3 separate regions of the Homo sapiens genome follow, and regions 2 and 3 are each linked to region 1. A link is a loop called in an ENCODE intact Hi-C map of the cell type or tissue named here. Cell type or tissue: GM12878. All regions are shown on one strand. Region 1 overlaps LINC01963 (long intergenic non-protein coding RNA 1963). Region 2 overlaps MARCHF4 (membrane associated ring-CH-type finger 4). Region 3 overlaps SMARCAL1-AS1 (SMARCAL1 antisense RNA 1).

Region 1 (8,000 bases):
TCTACACAGCCCCTGTCTGGCTTTAAAATGTCCTGCCCTGCTTTTTATGAGTGGATACCCCCAGCCCTATGTGGATTAGCAAGTTAAGTAATGACACTCAGAGACAGTTCCATCTTTGTCCATAACTTGCTCTGTGATCCAGTGTGCATCACTCAAACAGACTATCTCTTTTCTCCTACAAAACAGACAGCTGCCTCTCAGATAATGTTGGGGGCATAGGAGGAATGGGAAGCCCGCTAAGAGAACAGAAGTCAAAAACAGTTGGGTTCTAGATGGGAGGAGGTGTGCGTGCACATGTATGTTTGTGTTTCAGGTCTTGGAATCTCAGCAGGTCAGTCACATTGCAGTGTGTCGCTTCACCTGGCTCCCTCTTTTAAAGATTTTCCTTCCCTCTTTCCAACTCCCTGGGTCCTGGATCCTCCAACAGTGTCAGGGTTAGATGCCTTTTATGGGCCACTTGCATTAGTGTCCTGATAGAGGCTTAATCACTGCTCAGAAACTGCCTTCTGCCCACTGGCAAAGGGAGGCAGGGGAAATACATGATTCTAATTAATGGTCCAGGCAGAGAGGACACTCAGAATTTCAGGACTGAAGAGTATACATGTGTGTGATGGTAAATGGGCAAAAATCATCCCTTGGCTTCTCATGCATAATGCATGGGCACACAGACTCAAACCCTCTCTCACACACATACACATATACATTGTTATTCCACACACAAGGCATAATCCCAGTGTCCAGTGCACATGCATACACGCACACATTCCCTTCCTAGGCCACTGTATTGCTTTCCTAGGGCATCTTCTTATAAGACACCAGTCGTATAAGGAGCCCACCCCACTCATCTGAGCTTATCAACCAATTACATTAGGAAAGACTGTATTTCCTAGTAAGGTCACATTCAGTAGTACTGAGGGTTGGGACTTCAACACAGCTTTTTGGGGGATCATAATTCAACCCATGACAGCCACTGAGATTATTATATCTCCAGAGAATAAATGTGTGGAGTTAAAAGGAAGATACATGTGGTACAAGGGGTGGTAAGGCAAGGGTAAAAGGGGAGGGAGGGGATTGAACTAGACACAGACACATGAGCAGGACTTTGGGGAGTGTGTTTTATATCTGTCAGATGCCTAGAACAGCACCTGAAATATGGGACTCAATCATTTTAGTCCCCTTCTTTCTATAAGTGTGTGTGTGCGGATATGTGTGCTAGATGTTCTTGCTGTGTTAGGAGGTGATAAACATTTGTCCATGTTATATAGGTGGAAAGGGTCAGACTACTAAATTGTGAAGACATCATCTGTCTGCATTTATTGAGAATGTGAATATGAAACAAGCTGCAAGTATTCTATAAATGTTCACTGTTATTAGATATTGTATGTCTTTGTGTCCTTTTATTCATGAATTCTTGCACATTATGAAGAAAGAGTCCATGTGGTCAGTGTCTTACCCGGTGTAGGGTAAATGCACCTGATAGCAATAACTTAAGCACACCTTTATAATGACCCTATATGGCAGATGCTCCTGAATGTGTGTTTCGAGCTAGAAAATCCGGGAGTGGCCAATCGGAGATTCGTTTCTTATCTATAATAGACATCTGAGCCCCTGGCCCATCCCATGAAACCCAGGCTGTAGAGAGGATTGAGGCCTTAAGTTTTGGGTTAAATGACAGTTGCCAGGTGTCGCTCATTAGGGAAAGGGGTTAAGTGAAAATGCTGTATAAACTGCATGATGTTTGCAGGCAGTTGTGGTTTTCCTGCCCAGCCTGCCACCACCGGGCCATGCGGATATGTTGTCCAGCCCAACACCACAGGACCATTTCTGTATGTAAGACAATTCTATCCAGCCCGCCACCTCTGGACTCCCTCCCCTGTATGTAAGCCCTCAATAAAACCCCACGTCTCTTTTGCTGGCTCTGGGTCTCTTTGGCGTCTTGAACCTTATGCCTTCCCTATTGAAGTTAATAGGGGTTCAGCACAACACTGGGTCCCAGGCATGCAGCCTTGTCTTTTTATGTTTGTCCTCATGGGCATCATGTGGGCCACAGGGATCTTACCCAAAATCATGCCTAGCAGGAAGAGATGCCTCTCTATTGATATTCCAGCTGCCCCACAAGCAGGTATGTGCCTACTCATTCTCTGACATGTGTCCTAGGTTTCTTGACTGTAAAATTCCGCTTAATAAATAATGTATTGAGCACCTGCTATATCCAGAGCTCTGCTGGGCACTCTGGAAGATTAGAGTTTGAAGAACACACATTCGTTGTCCTCCAGAAGTTCATGGTCCAGTAGGGAGAGAAGGTCACAAACAGCCAGAATCTACAAGATGAGAGGGGCTATAAAAGAGAGCTGAGAAGAGTTTCAGAGCCACTGAGAAGATACTCATTTTAGTCTTGGTAACGGGAAGCTTTCTGGAGTTGGTGGCATTTAAGATGAACCACAAATGGAGCAGGAATTTAATGAAGAGGAAAGGACCAGGACGTTCAAATAGAGGACACAGCAGAGTTCAGACCAGATGCAGGAAAGGGTAAGTGGTTTGGTTTGCTGTGAGGTCAGGTGCATGATGGAAAATGGTGAGCAGTTAGATGACAAAGATAGGTTAGGGCAGTTATGGTGGGAGAAACCCTGTTTTTGAAGAAAGATACAGTCAGATGGGCACTTCAGCAGCATTATTCTGACAGCAATGTGCAAATAGGATGGAGAGGCACTGAAGAGGCAGGATGCAAGGAGAACAATTCAGACGCAGTTGACATCGCTTGGGAGAGAATGAGGTACTATCCAGGACAGCCCCAAGAGAGTGGAGAGCCCTGTCCTGAGATTCTTGGGAAAAGGTGCCCCAGTATCAACAGCATGTGCCCATAAGCTCCCTCAGCCCACTTGTCAGGCTGGGTCAGCTTGTCCCCCACCCCACCCCAGCTCTCTCCTCTCCTCTCAGAGCAAGCCACCTGCCCTACTCACTGCTCCACCATGATACACCTGTCCTGCCTCAGCCACGTCCCCCTCTGACCATTTCCCCCTTTTCAGGAAAGTGCTTGCAGTTTGCTACCTCCCATTCTTTGCAGCCTCCTTCCGCAAAGCTCTCACCTTGTGTCATCTTTGCCTGTGTGCCCTATGGAGAAGGAAAACAAAGTAAGCGCTGTCTTCCCAGGGCTGCAGGCGTGCTGGCCCCCACCTTCATGCACTCAAGGAGCACTGACTGAGCATCCTGCAACTCTGTCCTGTCCCCAGAAGCCATGCTTTGTGAGAAGTGGGGTAAGCATCACAGAAGCTGGCCACTGGCAGGCGCATGCAGGGCTTCAGACCTGCTCCTGATGTAATCTTTGCTGCACATTCACCTCACCTGAGGACCTGTGGAAACTAGCACCCAGGTCACAGGCCCTGCTAATTAAATCAGAATGTAGGAGCCAGGCAACAATAAATAGCGCTGAAATATCCCCAGCTGATTCCAGTGTACAGCCAAGTTTAGGAACCGTGTCCTGGTGTTTCCCTCCTACTCTTGCTAATATGTAGCTCTACATATCTGTGTGGAGTGAGACTGGCAGAAAGGCTGTCTGGATGCTCCTTCCTGTATAGCTTGGAGGCAAATGGACTCTATACAGCTCAGGGCTCGAGGGGACAAGTCAGAAGGTCTTCCTTTAGTCTCCCTTGAACTTGACCTCTTTAGCCATCTCTTGGTGTGAGTCAGTGTCCTACAGGGATGGCCCCAATGTCCTGCCTGGCCTCTCCTCTCTTAGCTATACTTGTGCCATACTCCTGCAGCCAGACTCCTCCTCTTTTGCCTCTGAGTCATTTCCTCTTTCCTTCATGGTACCAAAAAGCACAATCACCTATCAGAAGCACAAAAGCCTAACTAGAATATGCACATGAGTTAATTCAAGGTCCTACTTAATCCAAGACTTCTCCATCTTTATTCCTATGATTATGAGTCTCATGTGACAAGCCCAGCCAGATGAGGAATGCTGCACCTCACTTTCTTCCTGGTGATAACATGGTGAAATCATGCTAACTTCAATAAGGGGTAATATTGGGGATACAGAAAAAGAGGACTGGCTAACATGATAGTACAAAAGGTCATTTCTAGGAGGTCCCAAAGACTGCAAAGCTCCCTTCACTCATTGTTCTAAAAATGCACCTATCTCATTCCCATAGCTCAAGGCTGTGATCCTTGTTAAAATGGAGATGCTCCTTGGCCACGTTTGGGGGCTAATGCCTGTAATCCCAGCACTTTGGGAGGCCAAGGCAGGCAGATTGCTTGAGCCCAGAAGTTTGAGACCAGCCTTGGCAACACAGCAAAACCCATCTCTACAAAAAATAGAAAAATTAACCAGGCATGTGGGGTGTGCACCTGTAGTCCCAGCTACTCAGGAGGCTGAGGTGGGAGCATCATCACTTGAGCCCTGGAGGTCAAGGCTGCTATGAGCTGAGATTGCACCACTGCACTCCAGCCTGGTCAACAGGGGGAGATGCTGTCTTAGAAAAGGAGAAGATGCGATGCTCCTAATAAGAGTAATAGTTTAACTGTAATCAGCTATTTATATCTTGGGGTGAATGATGGATCCGGATTAAGTTTTGTTTCAAGAGTAGTAGAAGAGCATGGGGACTGAGACAGTCAGAAGAGGTGATATAGAAACAGACACAGAATTTGTTTGACCAAAGGCAAACCTGACAGCTTTTCTGGGTTGTGAGGGCACAGTAAAGTACCTAATCATTTCCTGTGACTTCATTCCAGTGAGACATCCACGTTGGAACTCACTGTGATGTGCCAGGAGCTGTGGGCTGCACAAAAAAGAAGTGTGGTGCCTCTCCTGTGTGTTTCCAGAGGTGGCAGGGTTTATTCCCAGAGTCTGAGTCCTTCTTTCCCCTCTGTGTTCTCACTACAGAGATAAGCAAACCATGATCATAGCCAGTTGGGGACCAAAACCACAACCTTATTTATGGCCAGGAAATCCCCTAGCTTTTCCCCAAATGCAGGGCTTCTGGTTCTATGGGCTGAAGATCTCTGCTTGGGCCTGAGGCCTTACCTAGCAGCTTTGCAGCTCATTAGCAGAACACAGAGAGTGATGGGAACATCGCTATATTAAGACTGTGATGGTTAATTATATATCCATAATTATTGACTGGGTTAAGTGATGTCCGGATAGCTATAAAACCTTCTCAGAGTAACTGTGAGGGTGTGTCTGGAAGAGATGAGCATTTGTATCAGTAGTAATGAAGATTTACCCTCACCCATGTGGGTGGCCATCATCCAATCTGTTGAGAGCCTGGACAGAACAAAAGGCAGAGGAAGGGTGAATTTGTTCTCCCTCTTGGAGCTGAGGCATCCATCTTCTGCCCTCAGACATTGGCACTCCTGGTTCTCAGGCTTTCAGATAATTACACCACTGGCTTTCCTGGTTCTCCAACTTGCAGATAGCATATCATGGGTCTTCTCAGCCTCCATAATCATGTGAGCCAGTTCCTATTTTATATATATATATATCCTATTTCTGGGGAAACCTGACAAATACAAGGATGTAAAATGATGAGTTTGCTGTGCTTGAGCACAAGAGTCAAGAAAACAGAGTGAAACCCTCTTTTGAATCCCAATACTCCCCACTCCTGGGAGGAGTAGAAAGCCCTAAGAGGATGATCCTCCTGCTCCACTTAGAGGATTTGAGGATCCGATTCCCACCAATCTGTCTCTGCTTCATTAGGGTGGGCTTGCCTGGGGAAGAGACTGCAAGAAATATAAAGGAGAGTAAGGAGGCCAGGTATGGTGGTGATTTGGGCTCTTCTTCGGTTCCATATTAATTTTAGAAATGGTTTTTCTATTTCTGTGAAAAATGGCATCCCTATAATCCCAGCACTTTGGGAAGCCAAGGTAGGCGGATTGCTTGAGCCCAGGAGTTGGAGACCAGCCTGGACAACATGGCGAAATCCTGTCTCTACGATAATAATAATAATACGAAAATGAGCTGCACAATGGTGGTGCACAGTTGTAGTCCCAACTACCCAGGAGGCTGAGATGGGAGGATTGATTGAGCCCAGGAGGTCGAGACTGCAGTGAGCTGTGACCGTTCCACTGCACTCCAGCCTGGGCAACAGAGTGAGGCTCTGTCTTAAAAACAAACAAGCAAACAAAAAAAGGAGAGTAAGGCAATGAGACTGAGACTGACTCACATAGACCTTGCTCTCTGGCATTGGTCATTCTAGAATCCAACAGAAATAATGGCCTGGATGATGCTCCAATTAATTGCTTTCTGACCCTGAGATGGCACCCCCATCGCCAGTCAAAGTTTTAATTAATCATGCCAGCAGATGGGCTGTCATGGGCCCCAGCAGCCTGATAATGAACTCATTTATTATCAGCTCTGTCAGTGGGAGGTTGTCCAGGCTTCTGGGAAAAGAAGAGACTCCTGATGCCAGAGCCCAGGATATGTGCAGTTTGGGAAAATCTCTGGAAATACCTTGACTTTATACCTTTCATTGGTCCTTAAGAAAGGAGGGAAGGTGTGGAAAAAGATTGTGGCTCAGGCTGGAAGAAGAGGTCTTGATATCACAGTTTCTTAGATGGTGCTAGAGATAGCCTGGCTCTCTGGTACCCCTGGCACCCACCTGACTCATGAAGTTAGGGTAACACATGGCATGTATTCTTTTTTTTTTTTTTGAGATGGAGTCTCGCTCTGTCCCCCAGGCTGGAGTGTAATGGCACAGTCTCGGCTCACAGCAACATCCGCCTCCTGGGTTCAAGCAATTCTCTGCCCTAGCCTCCTGAGTAGCTGGGATTACAGGTGCTCGCCACCACACCCGGCTAGTTTTTTTGTATTTTTAGTAGAGATGGGGTTTCACCGCCTTGGCCAGGATGGTCTCGAACTCCTGACCTCGTGATCCACCCACCTAGGCCTCCCAAAGTGCTAGGATTACAAGTGTGAGCCACCGCGCCCAGCCCATGCCATGTGTTCTTTTTTTTTTTTTTTTTTTTTTTTTTTTATTTTTTATTTTTATTGATCATTCTTGGGTGTTTCTCGCAGAGGGGGATTTGGCAGGGTCATAGGACAATAGTGGAGGGAAGGTCAGCAGATAAACAAGTGAACAAAGGTCTCCGGTTTTCCTAGGCAGAGGACCCTGCGGCCTTCCACAGTGTTTGTGTCCCTGGGTACTTAAAGATTAGGGAGTGGTGATGACTCTTAACGAGCATGCTGCCTTCAAGCATCTGTTTAACAAAGCACATCTTGCACCGCCCTTAATCCATTTAACCCTGAGTGGACACAGCACATGTTTCAGAGAGCACAGGGTTGGGGATAAGGTCACAGATCAACAGGATCCCAAGGCAGAAGAATTTTTCCTAGTACAGAACAAAATGAAAAGTCTCCCATGTCTACTTCCATCCACACAGACCCGGTAACCATCCGATTTCTCAATTCTTTCCCCACCCTTCCCGCCTTTCTATTCCACAAAACCGCCATTGTCATCATGGCCCATCACCAATGAGCCGCTGGGCACACCTCCCAGACGGGGTCGTGGCCGGGCAGAGGGGCTCCTCACTTCCCAGTAGGGGCGGCCGGGCAGAGGCGCCCCTCACCTCCTGGATAGGGCGGCTGGCCGGGCGGGGGGCTGTCCCCCCCACCTCCCTCCCGGACGGGGCGGCTGGCCGGGCAGAGGGGTCCTCACTTCCCAGTAGGGGCGGCCGGGCAGAGGCGCCCCTCACCTCCCGGACGGGGCGGCCGGCCGGAAGGGGGGCTGACCCCCCCACCTCCCTCCCGGACGGGGCGGCTGGCCGGGCAGAGGGGTCCTCACTTCCCAGTAGGGGCGGCCGGGCAGAGGCGCCCCTCACCTCCCGGACGGGGCGGCTGGCCAGGAAGGGGGCTGATCCCCCCACCTCCCTCCCGGACGGGGCGGCTGGCCGGGCGGGGGGCTGACCCCCCCCACCTCCCTCCCGGACGGGGCGGCTGGCCGGGCAGAGGGGTCCTCACTTCCCAGTAGGGGCGGCCGGGCAGAGGCGCCCCTCACCTCCCGGAC
Region 2 (8,000 bases), 61 kb after region 1:
TTATCAAGGGTAAATCAGGGAGGAACATGGCACAGTGAGAGCCGGTGATAGGGGGATTCGACTTCCCAGAGGAAGCAATACTTGAGCTGACTAAGCGGTTACTAGGCAAAGAAAGGAGGGAAGACTGCTCCCGGCAGAGGGAAGAGCATGTAGAAAGGCCTGTGCCAGAAGAAAGCATGGGAAGGATAAAAGCCTGGGAGAAGATACAAGTGGGTGGAGTGGAGACAGCAAAAGAGCTTGTGGGGTGAGACAACTGGAAAAGGAAGAATGAGAGATCACACAGAACCTTGTAGAATATGCAGAGACTTTGTGCTTTGTCCTAAGTGTAGATGTGATGATATGAATGGTTTTAAGCAGAGGACTGACAGGATCAAATTTGGGAAGGTAGGGGGAGGACATCTTTTGACTGGACAGATTTGCATAGCACTCTGCAAAGAACACCCCCAGAAAGCATTTCACTGAACTCTGAGGAAAGGCAGACTACTTTCCCTCTGCCAACAGGGAGACCCGGATGGAAGCATTTGATTCATTCTGGCTGCAGCTGGGATTGGCCTGGCCAGTGGCCTCCAGGGAATTTTAACTGTTGGGAAACATTTCACTTGCTGGTCCAGACATAGGACATCAGCGTCTACATTTAATTAAACAGATAGCCTCCATTACAGGTAATTGGGCCTTTACATTTTCCACTGTTTCCCCCCGCCTAGGGTTACACATAATGAAAGGATTTTCCAGAAGATGACTTCATCATACAGACTTCTTTCATGCACAACAAATGCTTTTTCCAGGGCCTGCCCTCCTGCCTGGAAAGAGGGCTTCTGGCTGAGTTTTTGTTTCTACCATTGAGGCATCCATCATCCTCACTTTCTCCTGCTCCTCTAGACTTCAAAAATGCCAAATATAGAGGCCCAGAAAGCTTCTCTTCATCCCTAAAACCCCTTCTACCACCTCTGAAGCCAGCTGTGGAACCTAAATGGGGCTCCTGACTGCAGTGTGAAGCGTGACGAAGGAGCAGGGTGGGGTTCTATGGACAAGGCACTCTCCTCCTGTCTGTCCCATATGAGGCTCCACAGAGATGAGGGAGAAAGCAGAGAGTGAGCGAGCTCTGAAAACTCACAGGAGGGCTGGGAGGGGGAGAAGGACACCCAGGGTACCAGGCTGCCACCAGATCCCCACTCTGATCTCAGTATCATGAGGTTTCTCCATACCCTGAACTCCCATCCTGCAGCACCAATGAATGGAGAGACAAGCGGAAGAGCACAGAGACTGAATGCTGTGTGCCTTAGAACAGGAAGGGGCACCAACTGAGGGATCAGATGACCCGATCCTGATTGGGTTCCGCTCCTACGCACTGAGTGTGACCTAGGAGAAGTCAATCAATCATGAGGACCCTCAACTTTCCTTTCTGTAAAATAGAAATAATTGGTCTTTCCTGCTTCCTAGAGTGTTATGTTAAATGAAATCACTCTTAAACCAGTGCTTTGAAGGGCATTCTTAATGATGTTTCAGCAAAAATACAGATCAGCCTGTCAAGGAGGGGATATTCCCAAACGTGCCTGTGCAGAAGTTAAGACCTGGACCCAGGAGTCAGACCCCCACATCTACGCCACCACTCGGTAGCTGTGTCACCCTGGGCATGTTGGTGAACCCTTCTGTGCCTCCATTGTCTCATCTGTAGTTTAGGAAAAATAATAGTGCCCACTTCACTGGGTTGTTTCCAGGACTAAATTATACAATATATGTGAATATTTAGAACACTGACTGGCCCCTAATAAGCACTAACTAAATGTTCATTAATAATTGCAATTCACATGTAACAAAGAGACAGTAGGAAGCAGCCATGAAACCTTTAGACTCTCAGGGCCATGCTGTGCCTCCTTTCTCAGTGGTTCTTCTGGCTGGAAATATTGCTTCTGGAGGGTCGCTGAGATGATGCCCCATGTGACACAGGAAACAGTGTATTATTTCTCACAACTTTTTTTTTTTTTTTTTTTTTTTTTGAGACAGGATCTCGCTCTGCCACCCAGGCTGGAGTGGTGCACTGGCATAATCATAGCTCACTACAACCTAGACCTCTTGTGCTCAAATAATCCTCCCACCTCAGCCTCCCGAGTAGCTGGGACTACAGTCATGGGCTACTACTCCCAGCTAATTTCTTTTGTAGAGACAGGGTCTCATTATGTTGCCCAGGCTGGTGTTGAACTCCTGGCCTCAAGTGATCCTCCAGCCTCAGCCTCCCATCAGTGCTGGGATCACAAATGTGAGCCACCATGCCTGGCCTATTTCTCATGACTCTGTCTGGGGCATGAACCAGGAGGTAAGAGAACCAGGAGACCTGGAAGGAGCTTCCCCTCTCTGATAGCAGAGGCAGGCCTGGGATTCCCATCCATTGCTCCGCCCACTTGTGGTGGGGCCTGCCAGCTCCATCCTACACTGCAAATGATCCAGCTGGGCTGGGGCATAGTAGCCCAGAAGTTGCCCACTGTACTGAGCAGGCAGCTGTCTCACATGTTGCTGGGCCTGAGGAGCACAGGACATACAATTGGGACAATTTGGACCACAACCACACAAAATTGCTTCTAATCCAAACTACTTCCTTCTTCCAGTGCTATCCAGAAGTGAGATGGCATTTACTGAGCACACACAATTGCATTTCCAGGAGCAACAGAATCAGAGGGAGCCCCCAGCAGTGAGTGTCAAGAAACTCACAGTGGAAGACAGGGTAGGGACTCAGGAATATATCCATATGGATCCTTATAGATCCATATTGCTAACACTGCCACTTGCTTACCTGACTTGGGAGATTAGAATAACCTTTTCATTTTTTACCCCCAGGAAAAAGTTATCCCTAAATGCATTTTCACTTTATGAGCCAAGGGTGGAGCCAAGGAAGGGTACTTTGGGGTGGGCTCATGAGTTTGGAATCTGATCCTTTCTTGAGGCTTGAGCTGGCTGAAAAGGAAGGGGAGGGTTAATGCATTCAGACCCCTGCTGGAACCCAGAGGACGTGGAGTCAGCTGTCTCGTGACACTGCTATTTTAAGACACTTTGAGATTTTGAAATGAATTGAAGATGGAACCAGCAGCAGGGAAAGGCACCTCTTTATGGCCCCTTGGTATACTACTAAGAGGGCTAAGGTGCCTGGGGCTTTTAGTGCCACCTTCCAGAAATGCCCTGCAACCCCAGCACACTTGTGTGTGTGCAACACACACACACATACACACACACTCATTCCTGGGATTGCCCCATGTAAAACTCTATGGGGTGTAAAATAAAACACCCTGGACACCATAGCTGTGGGTGCTTCCAGCTGCTCCTCCATGCAAAGACCCCACCGCCACCATCCCTCCCAACCCCCATTACCCCTCCTGGGCTTTCAGGACTCCCCCCTCCACCACCACCCCAGAGAGGAGGAGTGAGACTGTGCCAGGAGCTGAAGTCCCCATCCTCACTCTCGTGCTCACTAATTGATTATGTGGCAGCTTAATTTGTTGATCATGGATATGTGGAGGTATTTTCAGAAGCAAAATGCTCTTTGTATGTGTGTGCTCCTCAAAGGAGAGCTGCTTGATTTGGGGCATTTGTGAGGGTGGCACAGGCCTGCCAGCTCCCCTGGGGACAATGGATGTGTCAGGGCAGGGATAGAGTGGTGGGAGCAGGCAGAGGATCCCTAAGTTCTGTCTGAATCTGTGTGGCAGGCCCTCATTCCACCCTGGCCCTGCCTGCCTTTCCACAGTAGCTTTTTAATATTCTCTCCCCTTCTTCTATTTCTTATTGCTCTTATTCCCATTTTTCTCTGCCTCCCTCTCCTGTTTCTTCTGTTTTTCCCTCTGTCCCTTGCCATTGGAAGTGTGGTCTCTGAACCAGAAGCATCAACAGATGCTCCAGACCTACCGAATACAACATCCCTGCTCCAGACCTATAGAATAGCCTGCATTTTGAGAAGACTGCAGATCAATTACATGCACATTGATGTATGAGAAGGGCCATTGAGTCTATTCTTCTTATTTCTTCTTTACCAGCCCATAGCTTGATCTCAGTCCTTCTCCTCACCCCTCCCACCTTCTGTCTTTTTGTTTCCTGTTCTCTTCTGCCCTCTGGCCTTTCTCTCTTTTTCTTCTTCTTCCCTGCCTCCTTCGTTTCTTCCTTTCCTTTCCTTCTTTCTTCCTCTCCTTTCTGCATTCATTTATTCATCCTTTCACTTACTTATTCTCCCTTTTCCCTCTGATTCTCCACACTTCTTTCCTTCTGTATCTATTTCCCTCTCTTTGCCCCATCTCTTCCTCTTCTTCTTGCTGAAGCTTAAGAGAAAACACAAATGTCCTTTCATCCCCTCCTGCCCCACGCCGCCCACCGTGCTTGCCCACCCAGCCCATCTTCTTCCTTTTCCTCAAACTGCCCTGAATCTAAGGTGAAGTAAGCCTCCTGCTAAAGCAGGTGGTGTGGAAGCCCCAGGCCCAGCAACCCCACCAGGCAGCCCTGGGTTGTACCTGCAGAGGATTTTTTGTGCTTATGGCGATGACGTGGTACTTGTAGTAGCACAGCTCGCAGCTCCAGCAGCCCCGCTCGCTGATCCACTTGATGAGGCAAGGCTGGTGTGTGCACTTGACCGAGCCATCACAGCGGCATGGGCTCAGCAGCTCCCCCTGCAGGGAGAGAGCACAGGGTGATGAGGCTGAGACCTACAGTGGCTGGTGGGTGAGTGATGGGCGGGAGGGTGGCAGCTGCAGCCTGGTTTGAGCCACCCAAGTAGGCCACAGGCTTTGTTTGGGGGCACCAGACTCCATGGAGGAGGCCTGGGCTCCTGCACCCCCACCATGAGAGCCAAACCATGTTGGTCAGCACAACAAACGGCTCTGAGCCCCTGCTACTGCTTGATACAGCACAGTACTATTAATTACTAAGGTTCTACGAACATGAGCGGGCTGGTTTCTGCGGAAGCCTCTGCTGTTCACAGTGGGGTGTCAGGCTGCAGAAGTGTCTCCGTAAAGGCTCAGCCAAGAGTTGCAAACTCAAATGCCCTCAAGGACAGACAGGCAACAGAGATAACAAAAGCTAGCTAGTGGAGACTGAATTGGAAGGATCAGACCCAAGCTAAAGGGAAAGCCACCATCAGCTCTAGCCAGTGTAGATGTGGGGATCTAGGAGGTTGGACAAATGCCCTCACTGAAGGCCTGGGTCCCTCCAGTCACCCTTGGGTCTGGCTGGGGGTAGCTAGGAAGCCCAGTTTGGAGGAGTTGGAATCAGAGAGGCAGAGGACTCAACTGAGCAAGATGGTGTGAGGATTTGAAACTTCCTTTGAGTGGACGGCAGCATTGGGCTCACTCTCCAGAACTTCCCATGACCATATGTCAGATGGCCATGGCTGAAACCTGTGTTTTTTGTTTGTTTGTTGTTTTTGGAACAGGATCTCACTCTGCTGCCCAGTCTGGAGTGCAGTGGCACGATTGCGGCTAACTGCAACCTTGATCTTCTGAGCTCAAGTGATCCTCTGGCCTCGGCCTCCCAAGTAGCTGAAACTACAGGCATGCACCACCATGCCCGACTAATTTTTTATTTTTTTTGTGAGATGGGGTCTCTTCATGTTGCCCAGGCTGGTCTTGAAATTACGGATTTCCATCTGCCTCTGTAATCATGCACTTGGCTGCAGACTATAGAATCAGCTCTTCCTTCTAAGATTCCTGGAATCATATTTCTTTTCCATTTCAACTCCTATCATTCAAGGATCTCATTGTGGCCTGGCTGAGGTTTGGAATGTCCTTTAACACCTGGTCTACCTGTCAGCTGTTACTGTCTTCAAGATGATTCGAATGCCGCCTCCTACTGGGAGTGGTCCCTGACTTCTCCAGGTTGAGCACAGTGCTTTGAGCTCTGAGTGCCTTATGCTGAGTGACTTGGGCTCATCCCTGTTAGCACACTTGGCACATCATTATGAGGATCTATGCATATCCCTGTCTACCCACGAGAGGAGCCCCAGAAGGCAGGGTGAGGTATTCATCTTTGCACCCCTTTCCTCCAGTGCCAAGCCCTAAATAAGTTTTCATGTTTGAATAAGTACATGAAAAAATAAATCAAGTGTCTTCTCAGGTTGCCTGCACTGCCTTGAGGAACAGGAATGAGAATGCCCACTCCGTGAGAATGGGAACCACATCCATTTTGTTAACTCTGGGAACAAACATCTTGCTCAGTGCCTGGCACTCTGTATTTGCGCAATAAATGAACTTGGCAGAAATGCTCAGGTGCTCATCCCCATGAAACCCTCCTTGGTTCCCCACTCTGCTCCTCCAATAACAACAGGCCCTCTTTGCTGTGGCTCCAGGCCCTTCCCATACCCTCTGTTATAGCATGCCCCCATTTGCTCCTCACAGGGACAATATCTTATCCATCTTTGCAGCCCTAACATCTAGTAAAGGGCCTGGTAAAGTTTGATACTCAATCCAATTTTGAGAGCTGAATGCACGCATATCTGTTTTATGAACGAGAAGTTTTGCTTCTCTAGGACATGGCCAGCCTTTGACTACAGGTAGGCAGCCACCTCCTGGAGAGGAGAAGAAGAGGCTGGAGATGCCCACGTTGCTGGGTATTTGGCACACCCATCACGGCCTAAGGGCCCTTGTACTGAGGAGCTGCTATATGACTCTGAAAAGGAAACAGGAGGGGATGAGTGGAGAGACATGCTGGGGGAGGGGTGGAATTCCTCATTATTCGTGGCAGCATTTCCTAGGCTCATTAATTCTAACAGGATGAGCTGGGTTTGATTAATCGGATTGTTAAGCAGCCACGTCAAATTGCCCATCAGGTAAGAGACATTACTTCTGGTCCCTGGCAACGGTGCTGAATGACAGTGAAGTCTCCACGCCTTGCTTCCCAAGCAGCAGCCAAGAGACAAGGCAGGAAGAGCTGCTGCCTGGGGCACAGCTGATAACAAGACCCGGGCTCTGGTTGTGGGACCATTGGGGCTCATGGGAGCCCCCTGAGCCTCAGCATGCTAATCTGGGTGGAGAAAGGAGGAGCGTGACCTGGCCTAATCCCAGTGCCTGGCTAAGGGACAAGAGGCCAGGACTATGCTGCTTCCCCTCCAGCGAACCATTCATTTTCCTTTAGGGAGAAGAAAACCCCAAAAGACAGCATAGGGACTTGCTTCTGGCATTACAAATATTAGAAAGCAAGGATGGTCCAGGTGCAGTGGCTCACGCCTGTAATGCCACACTTTGGGAGGCCGAGGCAGGTGAATCACTTGAGGTCAGGGGTTCAAGACCAGCCTGGCCAACATGGCGAAACCCCATCTCTACAAAAAATATAAAAATTAGCTGGCCATGGTGGCATGCTCCTAAAACGCCAGCTACTCGGGAGGCTGAGGCAGGAGAATTACTTGAACCAAGGAGGCAGAGGCAGAGGTTGCAGTGCCAGCCTGGGCGACAGAGTGCAACTCCATCTAAAAAAAAAAAAAAGAAGAAGAAGAAAATAAAGCAAGGACAACAAACTGTTAGAAAAGTTTAACTTTGATAAAGGAAAAAGGAAGTGATGATTGGGTATTTGCTGTGGGGGTTGGGTGGAATCCAGAGAAACGAGCTATTTTAACTCTTGCATTCAGGCAAATTTTGTAGGTTATGATTTAGTGTATTTCTATATACATTTCGGGGAAAGCCCATCATCTTTTTAGTGTTTAGGGCTTCTAAAAAGCTTTCACAGGGACTCTTTGCCAACTACTGGTCAGACCTGTATGTCTCCAAGAACAACAGAAGTGGAAATGAGCCAGATGGATTCAAGCTAAACTTAGGAAGACGCTCTTTGCAGTAAGCTCTGTTAAAAGCTACATGGACACTGAGATGAATTCTCGCCCCCTCTACCCTAGTAAAATTCTCTCAATATAAGAGATATCTCTGATTGAGGAGAAAGGTTAAATGACTCACTCAAGGTCACACGGGCGTCAGACGCTGAGCTTCACCACCCGCTGTGCTCATCCACCTTCCATCCTCTGGATCCTGCTGCCCCACCTGCAC
Region 3 (8,000 bases), 180 kb after region 1:
GCTTCCATCAGATTGGATCATCCTTGCCATAACCACCATCTTCCTATTATTGCTGGATTCCAAATTTCTACTTAGCCAGTTCAGACACCACTTCATCCGCTTAACCTTCCTGATTCTGTATTCCCTGTGTCTCCATCATCAGAGCTCCTCACTAAACCCCCAAGGCCATTTATCTGTGATTGATTGATTGATTTCTTTTTAGAGACGGAGTCTCACTATGTTTCCCAGGCTAGAGCACAGTGTCTATTCACAGGCATAATCATAGCCCACTAAGGCCTTGAATTCCTGGGCTCAAGCAACCCTCTTGACTCAGCCTCCTAAGCAGCTGGGACTACAGGCACACACCACTGCACTGATCTTATCCACAATTCTTTTTTTATTATATTTTCCACACAGGTATTCTCTCTTCTCCTAGTCTTTAAGTTCCTTGAGACAAACTTTCTTTTTAGTGTTTGTATTTCATCTGTTGGCAACAGTATCTTGCACACAAATCATAAAGACCAAGTTGAAGAGGCTTCTTACTTTGTTTCATCAGTCTGCTAATATGTTATCAATATCACACTAGTTTTATTATTGTAGCTTTGTAGTATATTTTAAACATTAATAGAATAATAACTTACATTTATTGATTACTTAATGTATTCCAGGCAATGAGCTAAGTGCTTTACATGATCTCAGGTAATCCTAACAGGAAGTCTATGGGATAGGTACAATTATTTCCATATTACAGATGGAAAAAACAAAATTTAAAGAGATGAATTTACTCCAAGACAAATGCAAAAAGTGCAGAACAGTGTATATAGCACACTGCCATCTGTATGAAAGGGAAGATAAATAAATGTTTTTACTTAAATGTGCATAGAATATATCCAGAAAAATATGCAAGAAATTGATTATGTAATTGAAATATAATAATTATATCCATGATTATTATAAGTCAATTAAAAATAAACAATTTTTTAAAAAAAGAAATGGATGACATTGGCTGCCTGCTGGGAAGGGAATGGGATGCGGGAGTTAAGAATGGAAGAAGAGCAGAATCAAGTTTTGGGTGTGCTGAAGCTCATACAATTTGGGGGGAGCACTTTTACCAAAAAAATACAAAATTAGATACAGAGCCTTAGAAGGGATATATGCCAATGAGGATCTCTGATGCCATAGGTTACTTTTTAAATCTGCCCTCAGCAGAAAGGAGACATTCCACTATATATACTTTTGTATATATTAAATATATGGAGCTTTAATCATGTAAATGCATTGTCTATTCAAAAAGATACAGTTTTTAAAAAATTTATATTTTTTGTTTTGCCAGGCACAGTGGCTCATGCCTATAATCCCAGCACTTTAGGAGGCTGAGGCCGGCAGATAACTTGAAGTCAGCAGTTCAAGACCAGCTTGGCCAACATGGTGAAAGCTTGTCTCTACTAAAAACACAAAAAATAGCTGGGCATGGTGGCACATGCCTTAAGCCCAGCTACTCAGGAAGCTGAGGCAGGAGAATCGCTTGAACCCGGGGGGCAGAGGTTGCAGTGAGCCAAGATCATGCCATTGCACTCCAGCCTGGGTGACACAGTAAGACTCTGTCTCAAAAATAATAATAATAATATTTTTAAAAGCCAGTTCTCCAACTGACTGCATAAAGCAGGACTTTTACATTTTTCAAAAAGTAAATAACTAAGTTTTCATTTTTTCCAGAAGCAGAGGTGTCTGTGCCTATAGCAAGCTGGAGGGGGTGCGGAGGAGGAATTCCAGAGTTGCCTGTTTTACGGAGGCAGGGTAGAGGGACGTGGGGATTTACCTTCGTAATTCAGAGTAGAGATTTGTGTCAAATGTAAAAGGCATATACTGTCGTAACATGGAAAAATGAAAAAAATTAAAAATAAAAGGCATATACTGCACATGTATACATGTAGGGATAAGAAAAAGAGACCCTGCTTTTTCAGAAACGTACAAGAGAAAATTAAGGTAAAAACTCAAATAATATTGCACTGATTGTTAAAAGGGAGCTAATTTCCTGGAAACCAGTGCTGAGGACCAAGGATGTGAGCAGACGGGATGCTAATGCTCTTTCCCAAATGGCTCTGATGGCCCGTGGTTTTCTATTATTGCATCTAGGAGTAGCAGGTCCCTTACTGTAAAGTATCTAGAAATCAGTCAGGCTCTTAACCACTCAATTAGGGTAATTTATCCTTGCGATGAATGGGACCGTTCCTTCTCCCTGATTTAGTCTGGGCTGTGCCTCCATCGAATGCAGATATAAATAGGTCTGTTTGGGGCAGAAAGCCAGCCTTGTATCCTCCCCACCCTGAGGTCTGAACCCGCAGCTTGTAGCCTGGCTCTGTGCAAGGGGCTGATTGTAAGTCCTCCAAGTCAACAGGAACACAAAATAGCTAGCAGCCCCTCCATTTATCTTTCCCCCATGGACAGAACAAATTTGCAGAGAATTTGGACAGAATTTGCAGATAATTTGGAGCAAACATTAAAAAGAATAATCTGACAATAAGAAATGTGAAATGCTGGAGAAAGGGAAGGAAGGAATTGCCTTTTGCCCAGATCCACAGGAATCCCACACTTTGGATGGTTATTTTGGTGCCATCTTAGTTACAGTAGAGACAGGATGCAGGCCTCAAAGCCTTCCTTTCCCCTACTCAGGAAATTCCTTAAGAACTGATTGGCCTTTTGTTTGTGTGTGTGCTATTTTATTTCAGTCAGGGGTAGACCCCTCTTTCTTTTTCTATTGAAGACCACTCAGCTAGAAAAGAGGAAGGCAATTGGTGGCCATATAAGAAAACATCAAATCAGCGTGAGGAAAGGCTAGAGGAGGGAAATATGAAATGTTTCACTTGTACCCTTTGAGAACTGAAAACCAGGAGCAATTTAACACATACGGCAAACTGGGCGAAATAAGCTTTAGCTCCATGCTATGGGCAGCTGGATGTGGGGTTAGAGGAGCACAGAAAAAAAAAAAAAGAGAGAGAGAGAGAGAAAGAGAAAGATAAAAAGTAAATAGATATAATTTACTATAATAAAATGAAAAAGAATGACACAAAGAGACAAAGCATACACATGTAGAATTAAGGAGTAGGCCAGGTGCGGTGGCTCATGCCTATAATCCTAGCACTTTCAGCGGCCGAGGCGGGTGGATCACCTGAGGTCAGGAGTTTGAGACCAGCCTGGCCAACATGGTGGAACCCTGTCTCTACTAAAAATACAAAAATTAGCCGGGCGTGGTGGCGAGTGCCTGTAATCCCAGCTACTTGGGAGGCTGAGGCAGGAGAATCGTTTGAACCCAGGAGGCAGAGGTTGCAGTGAGCCGAGATTGTACCACTGGACTCCAGCCTGGGCGACAGAGAGAGACTCCCTCTCAAAAAAATAAATAAATAAAAAAAATTAAGGAGTACAGAGGGGCAGGTGAGACAGAGGGACAGAGGGACACAGGCAGCCTATCTATTCGCCCCCTTGTGGTCCTCAGGGACATTGCAGACAGCCAATTCTAATCCAACCTTAACATTTAACATCTGTAGACAAAAATGCACTTTGAACACTTAGGCAATTTCCAGTGTGGTGGATACAATTATATATATTAAGAGTAGACTACTGATCAAAGGCTTATGGTGCTCCACTTGCTGGAGCTACAGAGTGGCCTGCTGGATGAGTAGAAGAAACTAGGATGCCTGAGATCAAGTTTGGGCTCCAGCGTTCTCTATATCCTTGCACAAGCTACTTGGCTTCCCTTTGCCTTCATTCTCCCTTAATAATCATGAAAGAACATAATTTTTCCAATCTATGTCTCTGTAAAGAAGCTACCTCATATGCAGGAAGAAATGGTCCATAAGAAAGCTCAGCCCAATGTGATGGCTCACACCTGAAATCTCAGCAATTTGAGAGGCCAAGGCAGGAGGATCACTTGAGCTCAGGAGTTCAAGACCAGCCTGGGCAACATAGTGAGACCCCATCTCTACAAAAAATAATTTTAAAAGTTAGTCGGGCTTGGTGGCGTGTGCCTGTAATTTCAGATACTCAACAGGCTGACGTGAGAGGATCCCTTGAGCTGAGAAGTTCAAGGTTGCAGTGAGCTACGATCATGTCACTGCATTCCAGCCTGGGGTGATAGAGCAAGACCGTGTCTCAAAAAAATAAAAAAGAAAAAGAAAGTTTAGTGTATGACCTTGAATTTCTTTTTCTTTTCTTTTCTTTCTTTTTTTTGGGGGGGTTGGGGGGAATCTCACTCTGTCACCCAGGCTGGAGTGCAGTGGCACGATCTCGGCTCACTGCAACCTCTACTTCCCAAGTTCAAGCGATCTTCCTGCCTCCGCCTCCTGAGTAGCTGGGATTACAGGCATGCGCCACCACACCCAGTTAATTTTATTTGTATTTTTAGTAGAGATAGGGTTTCACCATGTTGGCCAGGCTGGTCTCAAACTCCTGACCTCAAGTGATCTGCCCGCCTCACCTCCTAAAGTGCTGGGATTACAGGCGTGAGCCACCACGTCTAGCCGAACTTGAATTTCTAAGCCAACTTCATGTCTATTGTGGCCAACAGGGGGTGAGCAGTAGAGCCCTGCACGTGCATGTGCATCACTTTATGTGCCACATCACTTTATGTGCATGTGCTAGACTCAGACATTCAGGCTTTGTGAGATAGAGAGATGGTGCTGGAGCTACCTCCAAATAGCTTTCTGACCTGTCCATCCAGTTCCATCACCATCATCTCTTCCCTAGACTCCTGCAACGGCTTCCTAAGAGGTCCTCCTATCCCCACTCTGCCCTTCTGTGGGGCTTTCTGCACACAACAGCAAGTAGCTTCCTGAGACACACAAGTTACTCCACTCTGGTTTGCATCTCATTAGGGGCCTCCTGCTGCTCTCAGAACAAATTCCCAATGTCTTTGCGTGGTACTGAAGAACCTGGACGTTATCTGTCCTATTTCTCTCCCCAGCCCCATCTTGTGTCCTTTTCATCCTCTCGCACCTCCTCCAGCCAAGCCGGCCTCACTTCCACTTCTCAAACATGCCCAGCTCAGCTCTTCCTTGCCTGGGCTCGATGTTGCTTGCCCCTACAGCTCATTCAGAACCCGCTTCCCTCTGAGCTCCGCATGGCTGCCTCCTCTCCTCCTTCAGGTCTCCCCTGGGGACACCTTTCCTGACCACTCTGAAATAGTTCCCTCTTAAGTGTCCTCTTGGGCTCTCTGTTTAGGTCCCTCACAGCACTTATCATTTAGCTGATTTGTTTCTTTTTGTTTCTTTTGTGTGGGGGGGATCTGCCTCCCTAACTAAACTGTAAGCTTTATTTAAAAAGGGTGACATCAGTAATGCAGCCCTGGTGCTTCTGCACACCGTGCAGCCCATAGTAGGTCCTTGAATTTTTGTTAAGTGAATATAAGAATCAATGGATGAAGGCCGGGCGTGGTGGCTCACACGTGTAATCCCTTTGGGGGATCACTTTGGGAGGCTGAGCGGGTAGATTGCTTAAGGCCAGGAGTTCGAGACAAGCCTGGGCAATATGGCAAAAGCCTGTCTCTACTAAAAATACAAAAAGTAGCCGGGCATACTGGTGCACAACTGTAGTCCTAGCTACTTGGGAGGCTGAGGTGGGAGGATCATATGAGCCAGGGAGGTAGAGTTTGCAGTGAGACAAGGTTGCACCACTGCACTCCAAACTGAGTGACAGACTCAGACCCTGTCTAAAAAGAAAAGAAAAGAAAAGAAAAAGAATGAATGGTTGAAAAAAGAATGAATGGATGAATATGAACAAAGTGGAATTTGCAATATTGAAGAAACAGAAAAAAGTAAAATTTCCTAAGTCTAAAAACACTGGAGCAGGGTGTCTAGGTGGGTGCTTTTAGCAAAGGACAGACAAAGCCATCCCAGCAGAAAATGTGCCAGGTTTGAGAGAGAGGCTTGTGAACTAATCACAGCCACCAAGACCAGTTAGAGAAATTAAGACACTAGGAGAACCCTCATACCAAGCCATGGAATGCGTGGTGTAAAGAAATTACACGAAGATTCTGTCTTCATAAGACATTTAGAGTCGAGGGAGAAGGAGGGCTAGAGGAAGGCAGACAAGAGGAGGAAGAAAAACGGAACTGTCAGACTCCAAGCAATTAAGTCCATCAGAACGGAACAACCGTTAAGGAAGGTGAATTTCTTGGCTTATAAACCTTTACATTACTCCTCTGTGCTTTGGATATGCAAATGTCTTTGCCAACTGGCAGCATCTGAGAGGGAATAGCTTCCTTTTCCACCCAAAGCATTGCATCTGCTCCTGAATCTCATCACAGCACTCTAGGTGTAATTAACCTGAGCGATGACATGCCCTAGGGGTGGCTGTCAAAAAAGCTCTCCCCAAAGGGCTGTCAAGTGCTCTCTAGGGAATCCTTGCTGAGGGAAGAGGGAAGCCCTGTACTTACATCACTATCAGGTAAGCTCCACAGAGAGGGACTTGAAACTACTTTAGGTGCCCAGACATACACTGTCAGGCAAGGGCAAGCATGCAATCACTATCTGTATATTTAATTAGCATCTAGAAAGAGCCCTACTAGGGGACTGAGGTGCCTCATTCCAGCCTGGCCTGTGCCAGGTCTATGACATCAGGCATAGCTAACTTCTCTATGCTTCCATTTCTTTAGTTCTAAAGAGAGATTAATGCTCTCTAAGGTCCTTTCTAAATCTCACTTTATGGGTTAAGGAAAGAAAATGAGACAGATTCTCTTGAAATGTATTCGTAGCGCTGCTATTAAACTTTGAGGACCCTAGAGTACACAAGGTGGATAATTAAGAGTTATAGACTGGAAAGAATATGTCTTAGATGCAACTCTTGTCCTCAAGGGACCATAAATCCAAGATAACCTAGAGATGATGTTGTGGAATCCTAAGGGACTTTGGTTGAACCTGAGAATGACAAATTCACATAATTTGGATCCTTTTGTAAATGTTGCCTTTTGCACCTGTATTTTACAGTAAATTTTCAGCTTATTGAGAGTTCAGCATATTTCAGGGGAGGATGAAAAGAAGGAAGGAAAATGGAGGGAGGGATGATAAAACTCCTTTGACTTGAGAGTTAGAAGTCAGGGTTCTTGGCCAGGCACAGTGGCTCACTCCTGTAATCCTAGCAGTTTGGGAGGCTGAGGCAGGTGGATAACTTGAGCCCAGGAGTTCAAGACCAGCCTGTCCAACATGGTGACACCCCATCTCTACTAAAAATACAAAATTTAGCTGGGCATGGTGGTTTGCATCTAGAATCCCAGCTACTCAGGAGGCTGAGGCAGGAGAATTGCTTGAATCCAGGAGGCAGAGGTTGCAGTGAACCAAGATCGCGCCACTGCACTCCAGCCTGGGTGACAGAGCGAGACTCCGTCTCAAAAAAAAAAAAAAAAAAAAAAGAAGTCAGGGTTCTTTGGATGCAAGCAACAAAGACTGACTTTGGTTAATTAGAGTCTCCCCACTCCAAAAATAAAAATAAAGAGTTCACTGGAAGGCTAAGGGCAGTTCACAGAATAGCAAAATCAAAATCAAGGCTCAGGAATAACAGGGTCAGGGTGACTCTCGAAGCTGGGTGACAGGAACTAAGGAACAGGCTCCATTCAAAGCCACTGCTGGGCTATATCGGTTCAGTTGTCTTTTTCTCATTGTATCATATCCTTGCAGATTAAGTTCCCAGAAGGAGGGGGTCTGGTGTTTTCCCTCGTATCTTGCATCCACTGACTTCCCCGAGGATGAGGCCCCCTGATTAACACTCTTCCAAGTCTGCATGAATTGGGGAGGGATGATTACTCCAGAGAGATGGGAAATCAATTTCTTCCACCTGAGGAAGTAGCTTTGGCAAAATCGAAGTATTCTTCTGGGGAAGCAGCAAGACTGCCACTTGGCCGGGGCACCCCGCTGGGGGCTGGCAATGCTCTGCTTGCAGTGGGTCCTGGAGCCAGGCTCCTTTCCTGGGAGAAAGGGGTGTGTTTTTACAACACACAAAGGTGCTGCTATGGACTGAACTGTGTCCTCCCG

What was found. A loop is a pair of places that touch in the nucleus more often than their neighbours do. Peaks named below come from ENCODE experiments on the same cell type or tissue, not always from the same donor. Only the 100,000 strongest peaks of a DNase experiment are listed, where the experiment ranks them.
Region 2: a loop joins it to region 1, with 5 times the contacts of the local background. A loop is called at or near these places in 2 of 110 quality-filtered maps.
Region 3: it touches region 1 in a loop (6-fold over the local background); 35 of 110 quality-filtered maps call a loop at or near these places.

What each region holds. Positions count from the first base shown.
Region 1 is chr2:216,218,276-216,226,275 of GRCh38, forward strand. LINC01963 (long intergenic non-protein coding RNA 1963) reads left to right here. Exons shown (of 1, transcript NR_037701.1): 1 at 1-1,917. Among named protein-coding and RNA genes, the nearest start is that of LINC01963, 5.4 kb to the left of the region's middle. RefSeq lists an enhancer at 4,837-5,046. In GM12878, a CTCF peak has its summit at 4,443; DNase peaks (open chromatin) are centred at 4,696 and 4,746; H3K27ac peaks cover 2,239 bases.
Region 2 is chr2:216,279,087-216,287,086 of GRCh38, forward strand. MARCHF4 (membrane associated ring-CH-type finger 4) reads right to left here. Exons shown (of 4, transcript NM_020814.3): 2 at 4,488-4,643. Among named protein-coding and RNA genes, the nearest start is that of MARCHF4-AS1, 20 kb to the right of the region's middle. RefSeq lists enhancers at 4,141-4,661, 4,662-5,181 and a silencer at 4,530-4,579. In GM12878, a CTCF peak has its summit at 4,643 (motif pointing left); a DNase peak (open chromatin) is centred at 4,605.
Region 3 is chr2:216,400,734-216,408,733 of GRCh38, forward strand. The region is part of intron 1 of SMARCAL1-AS1 (SMARCAL1 antisense RNA 1); the gene reads right to left. Among named protein-coding and RNA genes, the nearest start is that of SMARCAL1, 7.8 kb to the right of the region's middle. In GM12878, a CTCF peak has its summit at 3,471 (motif pointing left); no DNase peak of the experiment used is centred here; H3K27me3 peaks cover 211 bases.